Linked DNA regions of Homo sapiens: region 1 is linked to region 2. A link is a loop called in an ENCODE intact Hi-C map of the cell type or tissue named here. Cell type or tissue: tibial artery. All regions are shown on one strand. Each heading gives the region's core, and the rest is flanking DNA. Links, peaks and the distances in the headings are about the cores only.

Region 1 (5,807 bases), core at 959-4,958, 140 kb after region 2:
AAAATTAAACTTACTGGTTTTCTTCCCTACTGTTTCAAGAACCTATGTTTCACTGAGCAGTTTATTGTATAATTTGTTCTCTTCTTTAATTAGCAAGTCATTTAATTAACACATGCTTATTGAGGGTTCGCTATGTGTAAGGCACTGCTTCAGGAAATGTTGAGAACATAAAAAAAGAAGAAAATGCCCTCAAGTCTTACTGCACAGGTGTGGTAGAGTAGAAAAATGCATTCATTAGCAAGTTACAGAGGTCAGGAGTGGACAAAGAATATTTAAGAGAGCTCTTCAAGAATGTTCCTAGCAGAGTACTGAGACTTGACCAGGAAGCTCATGTTGTGTGTTTCACTAAACGTTCATTTAATGAGTCAATGAATGGAAGGAGGGCATAGACTGGAGCAGGATGTTGAGACCCAATTGCCGTAGGCTCTGAATGTGATTGTGAATTGCTGAAATTGAAAGTGTTAATTTAGAAAGACTCATTCAGCAACAGTATTAAAGTATTAAACAGTATTAAAGATCTCTACCTAAAGTAGGTAGAGATCACAGGAGACATTCAGCAGCCATGGTAAGAGACCAGCAGAGACAACCCCAGAACTGTGGGTGTTGAGGAGAAAGAATCCAGGACAGATTCAGGAAATGCCATGCACCCGCCTGCCACTGCTCTCCCCGGCTTTCTGTTGTCAGCTTTCTCTATGCTACTTTTTCCTCTTTTCTGTTTCTTTCTTTCCTTCTAGCAAATCCTTCCTTTTCAATACTGCAGTAGATAAAAGGCAGAGCTAGTATCTTCATCCAAATGGTAGAATGAAGAGTATAAGTTCCTGGAATCACTTTGCTGGTGGTGATTAAAACAAACTCATGTTTATGAGGCTATGACTTGCCTATCCAAAGAGAATACACTTGAAAGAACTTCATAATGCTAGGTTCACAACAGTTTATTAAATAGATTCCTTCCACCACCAGCTTAACCCTCATAAAGCAAAGCAGCAAAATTAATAGCTCCACACTCCACAGTTTTATGCATTCATAAAAACCAGATCAGGTAGGAACTCCTCCACCCAGCCTGCTCTCACGTCCTCCGTGGAAGGGATTTCTCCCCCATTGCCCCACAAAACCAGAGATCCCCTCATGCACTATCTTTATTCTAGCGACCAGTCTGACTTATACAGGCTTTACACAACTTGAGAGGGGGAACCTTGCCTGACTCACCTTTGATTCCCCAGGATGTATAATGCATGACCTTATACATCATGGATGTTCAGTTGTTCAATGTTTGTGGAGTGAATAAATATATAGCATTTATCAGCCACTCTTTCAGAGATTCTTAGATCTTGTGAGGATCTTGATCCTCTCCATGGAGCATGGACAGGCGACCACCACATCTTAAACATAAGCTGATGTGTGCATTTTAAAAAAGTGAAGCTTAGCTCCCTCTGCCCTGCTCTGCTGTGTGCAGGAGTCAGTTTCCAAATGTTCAGAATGGAATTAATTTCTTGGCTTTCTTTGTTGCTGCACACTCATCATGAGCTACTCATTCTTCATTATCTCACTAGAGTATTGTCTGCCCTGCACAGTATTTGATAGGGGTATTGCGGCAGTTAAGGCTTAGCAATCAGACTGCCCTTTGACACAGCTACGAAAAGGCCTTTGATTCAAGTCTTGAGAACAAATTAAGGAAGTTAAGAATGATGTTCTAAGCCAGTGGGAAGTTGGAGACTAGAATTGCGAAGTATCATAATAAAGAGCTTTAGGAAGCTGACAGTGGTGTGTGTCACAGCGATTGGTTCCGAGGGTGTCCGCAACATGAGGAGGAGGAAATGGAGATGCGTGCATGTGGTTCTCTTACCTCACACAGAAGCCATGTGCGTCGCACGGCACCAAGCTGCCATTACCTTCTCCCTCATGCTGACTTAGAAGGCAGTCAGACCCTTTGGGCTCAGGCATTTTTATTTTGCTTACTACCCATGTATCTTGACTCTCTTCAATAGGTAAGATGAGGGGATAGAAGTGCCCACAGGGCTTCCCTCAAGAGGGGAGAGGCTCGGGTGGCTTTCCTCACATATGCATCTGATAACTTTAAAGGAAGAATAGTTTAGATTTAGTTGTTCTTGCTTTTTTAAAAATTATTATTTCCCCCACTTGGATACGCAATAATGTATTACCATTATGGAAAATGTGGGAACTGCAGAACAGTAAAAAAGAAGAAAATAGACTGGGTGCTGTGGCTTGCACCTGTAATCCCAGCACTTTGGGAGACTGAGGCAGGAGGATCACTTGAGGTCAGTTCAAAACCAGTCTGGCCAACATGGCGAAACCCTATCTCTACTAAAAATACAAAAAGTAGCCTGGCATGGTGGCATGCGACTGTAATCCCAGCTACTTGGGAGGCTGAGGTAGGAGAATTGCTTGAACATGGGAGGCGGAGGTTGCAGTGAGCCGAGATTGCACCACTGCACTCCAGCCTGGACACCAGAGTGAGACTCCATCTCAAAGAAAAAAAAAGAAGAAAATAAAAATTACCTATAATCACTTTATTCATACATAGGCACAGTTAAATATATATATATTTGATTATTATTTAAAGTTATAAATATGTTTACATTTTGAATTCATAATGCACAACATATTTATAACATGTTTTTAACTTAAAAAGACGGTGAATGTTTTTCCATTTTATTTAATATTCTTTCATAAGAATACAATGTTCTTCCAGAAGAGCATAATATTCCATTTATGGATGTGTCATAATTTGTATGGCCAATCTCCAGTTTGGGACAACTAGGGACATTCTATTTTGGTGGTGTATTTTAAACAAGAATCTGATGAACATTCTAAGCCATGAATATCTGTGCAGAGAATAAATTCCTAGGAGTAGAATTCCTAAGTCAAGAGAATCCCTCCTGTTTCATTGTCAAAATGACTCAATATGGTTTTTGCCAATAGTATCCAGGCACAGTCAAAGCCAGAGAGGACTTGACTATTCCATGAGGCCTGACATCATGGGGCACAGAGAGCATGGCTGCCTGGGAGCCAAGAGGGTGCTGGAGACAGGTGCTGCTCCCTCCTGGCTGGAAGAGGAAGGTGCTCTGAGTGAAACCTTGGTCTGAGACTGCCATTCCAGGACAGTCTGGTTAGAGCTTGTGACATGATGTTAGGGAAACAACTTTCCAAAGAGATTGTTTATTTTCCACTTAATGAACAGCTGGAATGTCAAATTAGACTAAACATTTGTGGAATCAAATCCCACTCATCAGCACTGCAGCTATATTAAAGCCAACATCTGGATCAGAAAGATGGAGGTCCCTCACCCGATTATATTCATTGGCAGTCCTCAAAGAAACAACCTCTTGAGATGTAGTTTGTATGCAATGGCTGGGTGTCAGCTAACTTTAATTATGGGAAGACACATATTATACAAAACAAACCAAACAAAAGCATCAAAGAAGAGGCTTCTCGATCATACAGGTCATTCCTTAATGATGATCAGTCAACCCCCTGCTTCCCTAGAGGGAGAGATGGTATTTATCAATAAGAGGAAATTTCAAATCTTGTCACGTCGCTGCCTTATATTGACAGGAAACCTGTGAGCATCGAACTCACTAAAATGCCATGATTTTCGGGTGGTTGTCACATTTGCTTTCACTTTCCCCCAAGTGGCTGCTGCAAGAATAAATTTCAGGGAATGCATGTTCTAGGGGCTAGTTTTTGCTATCTTGCTGAGTACAGTTCCTCCCAGTACAGTTTCAAATGTGCCAGGGAGGGTCCTGCTCTCATTCATTATTCAGGGACTTCCGTGATTATTTGGTTCAGAGGCGCCCTGCTTTGCGCTGCATCACTGGGATTTGGGCATGAGGATGTCTCAAGGCTCTCTGCAAAGCTGTGGTTTATGCATGCGGGTATCCACCTGAAGCCTGGAGCCGCCTTGGAGTGAGATAAGGCCCAATTCAGTCTCACTGGCAGCTCTAATCCCAGCCGGGCAAAGCAGAACACCAGATAGTACACTCAGATTGTGTTATCAGGCCCTCCGTGCTCAGCCATGCTCTCGTCTTAGCTAATTTCTCAGGCACTGCTTTTAGGGAATGTGAGAATTACACAGGTAGAAACCATGAGGTGTCTCCGTTGTAATTGCTCAGTGCCAGCCAATTTGGACAGGAAAAGAAGTAAATCAGAATATTTAAGAGCAAGGCATGTGTGCCAATATTTAGAATCTATATTTGACAGCTCTGATGCATATTTTCCAAAAACATCACAAGAATATATATTTTTTTAATCCCCTCTGTCTAGGTTTTGCCATTCTGTTATATGAAGGATACTTCTGTTTTAGGATTTTTTGTTCACTCTGCTATCAGGACTGGGTAACCATTTTGGCATATTAAACAAAAATACTTGTGAGATTCCAATCTGATTCCATTCCTTCCCAAGTCTCAAACAAAGATTGTCTCTGAGGTCATCTCCTCAATAATGATTAAGAGGAATGCTAACTCAAAATATGGAATGTTCCATGTGCAGTGAAAAACTGATATGAATAACAATAATAGTGGCCAACATTTATTGAATCCATACTATGTCCAAGTACATTTCTAAGTGCTGTGTCTGTGTTCACCAACTTAGTCATCAAAACAACCCTTTGAGTCACGTACTACTTTTAGATGATGTTTGTAATTCACAGAGTGATAATAGTTTTGGCAGTTTCTTCCATCATCTTGTAAAAATCAGGCTGTCTTGGAAATTCAGTTTATGACTTAATGATGCAGTGGCCCAGGCTTTGTTGAACTCAAAGCTCTAGATGCAAAATGAACATCACAGGGTGAGGGATTTGTTTCTACCTGCAGGGAGACAGCAGGAGATGAGAGAGAAGCAGCATCTTGCAAGGCCAGGGATGGACAGGAAGCAGAAGGAACACAGGGCCTCTGTTCTACTTTAGCACAGGAGTGCATGGATCCAGAGGATGCTCTGAATATATACAGCTTAGAAGAAGCTATAGAAACAGTTTTCCTGAGCCCAGCACACCCACAAAGCTGTAACAAATTTACACTTGAGGAAGGGGCATTAGAGACAAGGGAGAATTATTGCAGTTGCATTCATTTTTAACACACCTAAAGAATCTAGAAGCCAAAAGCTGTAGTAATGTCAGAACAATAAAGGCTGAAAATAGCTATGCAAGAGAATTGAAATAAAGCCAAAGCTCATTCCATGCCATAATGCTCTTTTCAGCCTTAAAACAGATCTTGAATACAATGCTATGAAGACTCAGAAAAGTGTTCAGAGAAGGTTGCTGAATCCTGAAGTTGGCTGTCCCAAAGCCTGTATTCAGGAAGAGATTTAAGAAAAGTACAAGTCAAACTGTGCTCATTTGGACAAAGCATGAGTGCATAATTTCAAGAATGTTGGGAACTTCACTTTATATGGAGTGAAAAGAAAATAGGTTTGAAGTCAGACAGATTCGAGTTCCAACGTTAAACCCACCTCGCTTTCAGCGTGACTTGGTTAGCTTATTTGACCTCTGGGAGCCTTAGTTTCCTCACCTAAACAGCTGAAGTATCAGTACTTACTTCATAGGGTTGTGGGAATTATTGAATAAGAAGTGAATATAAAGGGCCCGGCAGTAGCTGATACCTAGCAGATCCTCACCATTTATATACACACTCCGCACTTCAACGTTCTCCCTTCTCCATGATTATTAGAGCCTCATAAACTCCAAGATTATTAGAGCCTCACCATTTATATACACACTCCGCACTTCAGCGTTCTCCCTTCTCCATGATTATTAGAGCCTCATAAACTGTCCAAATAGAGTGAAATTTCAAATA
Region 2 (5,807 bases), core at 1,174-5,173:
ATCTCATAAAATAACCTTGAATTGGAAAGAAACAACCTTAATTTGATCTTTGCCACAAGGCCTAATCCTTTTGTGTAACTGAGAATTCCTAATGAGTCTTTCTTGCTCTAAATATTTTTTCATTCTAATTTTTAAATCATGGTTTACGGTACAGAAATAGCTTTGCCAATCCTTGAATCACTAAATTTCTGGACTTTCTCCACTCCTTTCTATCTCTGCTCTCAAGACAACCACTTCTTGCTTGGACGCATCTTTTTCTTTATATACCTTGAGATAAGAGTGAGTAGAAACCAACACATGGTAACATTTTTAGCTCTTTGCAACTACTTCCTGTAGAGCTACATATCTACGAGGCATTTGATCTGCTTTCAGAATTACAGCAGGCACCATTTTATGCTACTGCATAACAGAGATCTCCATATTTCTGTCTTGCTTTATCTTTTTCCTTGCTTTCTATCACCCATCCACTATGTCAATGCCACATATTTTAGAATTTGTTAAGGTAGCTTTCCACTTGTAGGTACCAATTTCCACATTGGTTAGGGTAATACTACGTGATGAAATAAAATAGCCAAAAATTTAGTGGCTAACACAATAGAAATCCTTTTTTTTTTTTTTTTTTTTTTTTTTGCTCAACTGGCTGCTGAATATGCGTGTTCCTGGTTGGCAGGTGTCTTAGGTAAGGCTGCTGCAATAAACTACCATGGACTGGGTGGCTTATGAATGACAGAAATTTACTTCTCACAGTTTTGGAGACTGGAAGCCTGCAATCAGGGTGCCAGCATGGTCGAGTTCTGGTGAAGACCTGCTTCTTAGTTCATAGAAAGTTATCTTCTTGCTGTTCTTTCTGGGGTCCCTTTTATCAGGGCACTAATCCCATTCAAGAGGGCTCTGCCCTCATGACCTAATCACTTTCCAAAGTCCCCACTTCTTAATATCATTGTATTGAGAGTTAGGATTTAAAATATAAATTTCGGAGGAACACAAACATTCAGTTTATAGTAGTGGGCTATTTACCTACACATAGTCATTCTAGCATCTATGTTCCTTCCACTTGTGGCTTCATCAGATCCCAGGATCCCAGAGTAATTGCATTTTTGTGGATGGGGAAGGAGATAATTTATCACTTCTTATATGAGCATGACATCACGTCTACTCATATTCCATTAACAAGAACTAGTCACATGATCCCATCTAGATGCAAACAAGGGTTAACCAATCACTGACTGAGCAGCTTCTTCCTGACAATTCTATCTTCTGAAGAGAATAAGCACAAGGACTTGGTGGACAGTTAGCCTGCTTTACCACAGACCCAAAAGGGTGCAGTAACACTTTAGATGACATAGGACACTATTCTAAGAATCTAGGAGAAAAAGGATTTTTTAAACAAGCCACCAACCACATAAACCACAAACAAATTATTGATAAATTCAACTCCATGAAAACATTAAGAACTTCTATTCACCAAAATATACCATAAGGAGAGCAAAAAGACAAGCCTCAAACCAGGAGAAGATATTTGCAATATAAACCCCTGACTTTACATATCTAGAAGATATAAAGGACTTACAAATGAATAAAAAGACAAATGGTTCAGTAGAAACTATAGGTAAAAATATATCGATACATACATGAAAAGTTGCTTAAACTCATTAGAATTCAGGGACACGCAAGATTGAGCTACAGAGAACTGCCATTTCATGTCTATCAGGTTGGTACATATTTAAAAGCTGGATAATATGAAGTATTTCTGAGGCAGTGTGGTGCAGTAAACACTTTTTACAGAGCTGTTAGGAAAGAACATTTACACGCCAATTTGGAAAACAGTTTGGCATTACCTCATAAAGGTAGTGGGTACAAGGGTATTTATTTTCTCATTATTCTTTTAAGCTATGCACACACATACACACAACACATATATAATTTATTCCACAGTATAAATATTTAAAACAATAATCTTTTGAGAATATGACATCAGAATTGTAGAAAAGGTGATTTGAAGTCATGCTGTAACCGCACTGGGCCTATTCTGTAACGCTTGATACCTCTTCTTCATTCTAGTTTCATATTTAGAACTGTTCCTTCCTCCCATCATCATATAAGTAATGGATAGCATAGCTTCTTAGATTAATATGAAAGAGCAGTTCCAAACCAATCCACCTGATCATCTTAATCTTCCGAGGGTTGATGAATAAGGGGGCGAGAGTGCCACGCCAAGATCTCTTTTCCATCTCACCCCCCAGTCCTCTGGAGGAAGCACACCTTCTGTTTATGTCAAAAGGGTTAATTAACAAGAGTTGGTGTCACTTCCAATAATTACTAGGAATTAAAATTTACAGAAGGCACAACAAGGGCCTGGCAGCTGTACCAAAATAAATCTGCCTCTGATCATGCAGCCGCAGCTGTTACATCTCAGAACATATTTTCCAAATCACCTTGGCTTTTTCAAAGCCCAAGCATGAGTATGACCAGATTCCCACAGAGTTCCTTGGACTTGAAAACAGGAAGATGGGCCCCACAAAACAGCATATGGATCTACCCTCTGGCCTTCAAAATTGAGGGGACTCATTTTCCTTTTTTCGGAGGACTGAATTTCAAGCGTTTGCTGCAGCAGCCAGAATTTAAGGCCATACATAAACTCTTCTCTTTTAACTTTCAAATGGAAATAATGAATTATTATAATAAACTGTAATATGTAGCCTAAATGAGACAGATCCTCAAGCACAGATAAATAGTTTGAAAAATAAAGTAGAGGTTTACACCTATCTTTGTGCAACATGAGGTGAAGTCATCCTAGAATCCCTTAGCATCCTAACGGCCCTCCAGAAACCACTTTCAATGTTAAATTGAGAGCACAACCACTCCTTAAAAATCCTTAGGCAAAATTTTGCTTCCTAATCATACATCACCTTGACGCCAATGCCTGAAACAAAACAACCACTAGAGGGCAGAGAACCTTATTAGAAATAAAAGTGCCTCAAAGAATGGAAAGCTTGAAATGCCTTCTCAGCCATATATATTAATTGCTGCGAAAGACAACATGAGGGTGGGTTGTTTATAAAATCTCTTTCTATAAAACCTGAGTCTTCCAACAAATATGAACCAAACTGGCAAAATTAGTGAATGTACATATTTTTTTTTCACTGATGAGCTGCAGTTCCTAACCTACCTTATAATTCAATTAACCCACAGATAACTGTTTTAAAATTTTTTCCATCCATTAGAGTCCTTTGTAAAAAGAAAAGTAGTATCCATTAAAGACTGCATGTTAGAAAAACAACACCTTCCTAATTTATTCTTAGAAAAGATTCGAAGGGAACCCTAAACCCAAAGAGATGGTGGGATATAGTGTGTGGAGATTTCATTTGGGAAAATCAGGATCCTGTTTTAGGAATCCTAATTTGCCCTGGGCTTGTTGGGATATAAGGTAATGACCATGTGGCTAGCTAATTCTTCAACTGGTTGATTTCTGGCTTTTGTTTGCATTGACACAGGCGGTTGTTATTGGTGGTGATGTTCATCTTGTGTTTCTGTGTGTCTTTCTCTCCAGAATGAAAGAAATGTTTTTCAGCTTTAGGGTCCTGCTTCATGACAAAAAGGAATTTCTAGGTCGTGCTACAACTTCCCTTGCCAACAGCATTCCTTCTGTGTCTGCTGAGGTACAAAATATCTCCATATAACCAAAATCCCTGTGAGCTACAAGCTAACTCAAATAAGCATTGATGCATAAAGAAAAAATAACCTACCCTGAGGCTGCACCTGCCTAGTAAAGAATGGAGCAGAGTATGTGGGCTGAAAAGGAGATGCTTAGGGAAGTTTTTATTTATCCCAACTGGCAATCATTAGTTTCAAATCTGTGGGAAGAATGGAAGTCAGGAGATAAATTGTGCAAAAAGAGTAAAAAAGAAAATCTTATGGGTTATTTGGTTAAATGGAGCTTGTGGAAGATTAGAAAAACAAATGAAAATGAAAAATGAACCAAAGGAGATACCCTATTCTAATTGAGTGCATGTGGAAAAAAATTTCCACATGGAAACTGCTGTTATGTTGTCTTTGAGAATAGGAACATGGATGAAGTGCAGTTGGAAGCTTTTGAATGGAACCCTCATCTTCAGAATAGATCAAAGAATTCCGTAAAAACTCATGTAAAATCCCCTTGGATGTCAGAGGGATCTCAAGTAAGCAGAATCCACAATGATTAAGTTTCCTTCTAAAAAGCAGTATGTGTGCTTAATTCACTACTTGGCTTGGAGTGTACTGCAGTGGAGACATTTTATTTAGAAGTAAGTGAGAAAAGCTGTTAAACATATAATAATGATAATGGTAATGATTATGATGTTGGTGACAATGAGAACAAACTCCTTGTAGTGCTTGGTTGTAAGCACTTCCCATATATTAACTCATTTAGCCCTTATAATAACTCTATGAATTAGAAATTATTATCTTGATGTCCATATTATGGAAGGAACTGAATTGAACTACAGGGAGATTAGAGGACTCACCCAAGGTCACATATATAGTAAATGGTGGAAGGGGAGCTGAAACTCAAGCAAGTCTGTTTCAGGGGCTACACTTTTAACCATTGGTTAAGCTGCTTTTCTACACAATAAAAAATGCTTTGTTCACATTTTTCTTAGTACTTATTGTTGTGTGAGTAAAATGTAGAAATCTGTAAACCCATGTAGTTCAGGTGTCCCAGCCCAGCTGACTTGGATCCCTACGCAGATTAAGAAGTATGCCTCATGTATGGTGAACATTAAATCGATGCTGACTTCTTGTTATCTGTACACATTATCATCCAGATTGTGTATTTTAAAATATACAGTAGTACCACAGATATTTCATTTTAAGGAAACAAATCTACTTATGACAATGTTAAATGGAAATCCATGTGATATGGTTTGGTTCTGTGTCCCCACGAAAATCTCTTGTTGAACTGTAATCTCCAATGTTAGAGGTGGGGCCTGTTGGGAGGTTTGGATCATTAGGGTGATTTCTCATTGCTTAACACATTCTGTTGGCGCTGTCATCACAATAGTAAGTTGTCATGAGATCTAGTGTGCAGCACCTCCTCCTTCTTTCTTCCTCCTGCTCTGGTTATGTGAAGTGCACTCTCCCTTTGCCTCCTGCCATGATTGTAAGGTTCCTGAGGCATCCCCAGAAGCCAAGCTGATGCTGCCATGCTTCCTGTACAACCTGTGGAACTGTGAGCCAATTAAACCTCTTCTCTTTATAAATTACCCTGTCTTAGGTATTTCTTTATAGCAATAAGAGAACTTACTAATACACCATGTTAAAAGGGAATCCTCCACAATTTTGCAGATTCTTGTCACCTGGAAGGAGTTGTTTGGAGTAATGTAAAGAAGGCAAGTTCAGCCACTGGTGTCGCCTACTCAACACCTCATCTCCTCCTTTATTATCTCCTCCTCATTCCCACTTTTTCCTCTTTCTTTTCTAGACCTGTCCTAACACTGAAGGATCATAAAAAATTTGCTTTCACCAAGAAGTTCAGAAACTTTAACATGGCTGATGTGATAAAGTGTTGGGTCTTTCTCTGAAGGTAAGTTTTCCTCCCATTAATCATTTTAAAATAGAACATAGGCCGGGCATGGTGGCTAACGCCTGTAATCCCAACACCTTGGGAGGCTGAGGCGGGAGGATCACTTGAGGTCAGGAGTTCGAGACCAGCCTGGCCAACATGGTGAAACCTCGTCTCTACTAAAAAAATGCAAAAAATTAGCCTGGCATGATGGCACACGCCTGTAGTCTCAGCTACTTGGGAGGCTGAGGAACGAGAATCACTTCAA

The links. A loop is a pair of places that touch in the nucleus more often than their neighbours do. Peaks named below come from ENCODE experiments on the same cell type or tissue, not always from the same donor. Only the 100,000 strongest peaks of a DNase experiment are listed, where the experiment ranks them.
Region 1: a loop joins it to region 2, with 3 times the contacts of the local background. A loop is called at or near these places in 23 of 110 quality-filtered maps.

The regions. Positions count from the first base shown.
Region 1 is chr13:96,820,317-96,826,123 of GRCh38, reverse strand. All of the region lies in intron 1 of HS6ST3 (heparan sulfate 6-O-sulfotransferase 3), which reads right to left. Among named protein-coding and RNA genes, the nearest start is that of LINC00359, 160 kb to the left of the region's middle. In tibial artery, for the core only: a CTCF peak has its summit at 3,051 (motif pointing left); DNase peaks (open chromatin) are centred at 3,043 and 3,861; H3K27ac peaks cover 3,122 bases.
Region 2 is chr13:96,955,615-96,961,421 of GRCh38, reverse strand. It overlaps LINC00359 (long intergenic non-protein coding RNA 359), which reads left to right. Exons shown (of 3, transcript NR_051966.1): 2 at 5,459-5,560. Among named protein-coding and RNA genes, the nearest start is that of LINC00359, 26 kb to the left of the region's middle. In tibial artery, for the core only: a CTCF peak has its summit at 2,935 (motif pointing right); no DNase peak of the experiment used is centred there.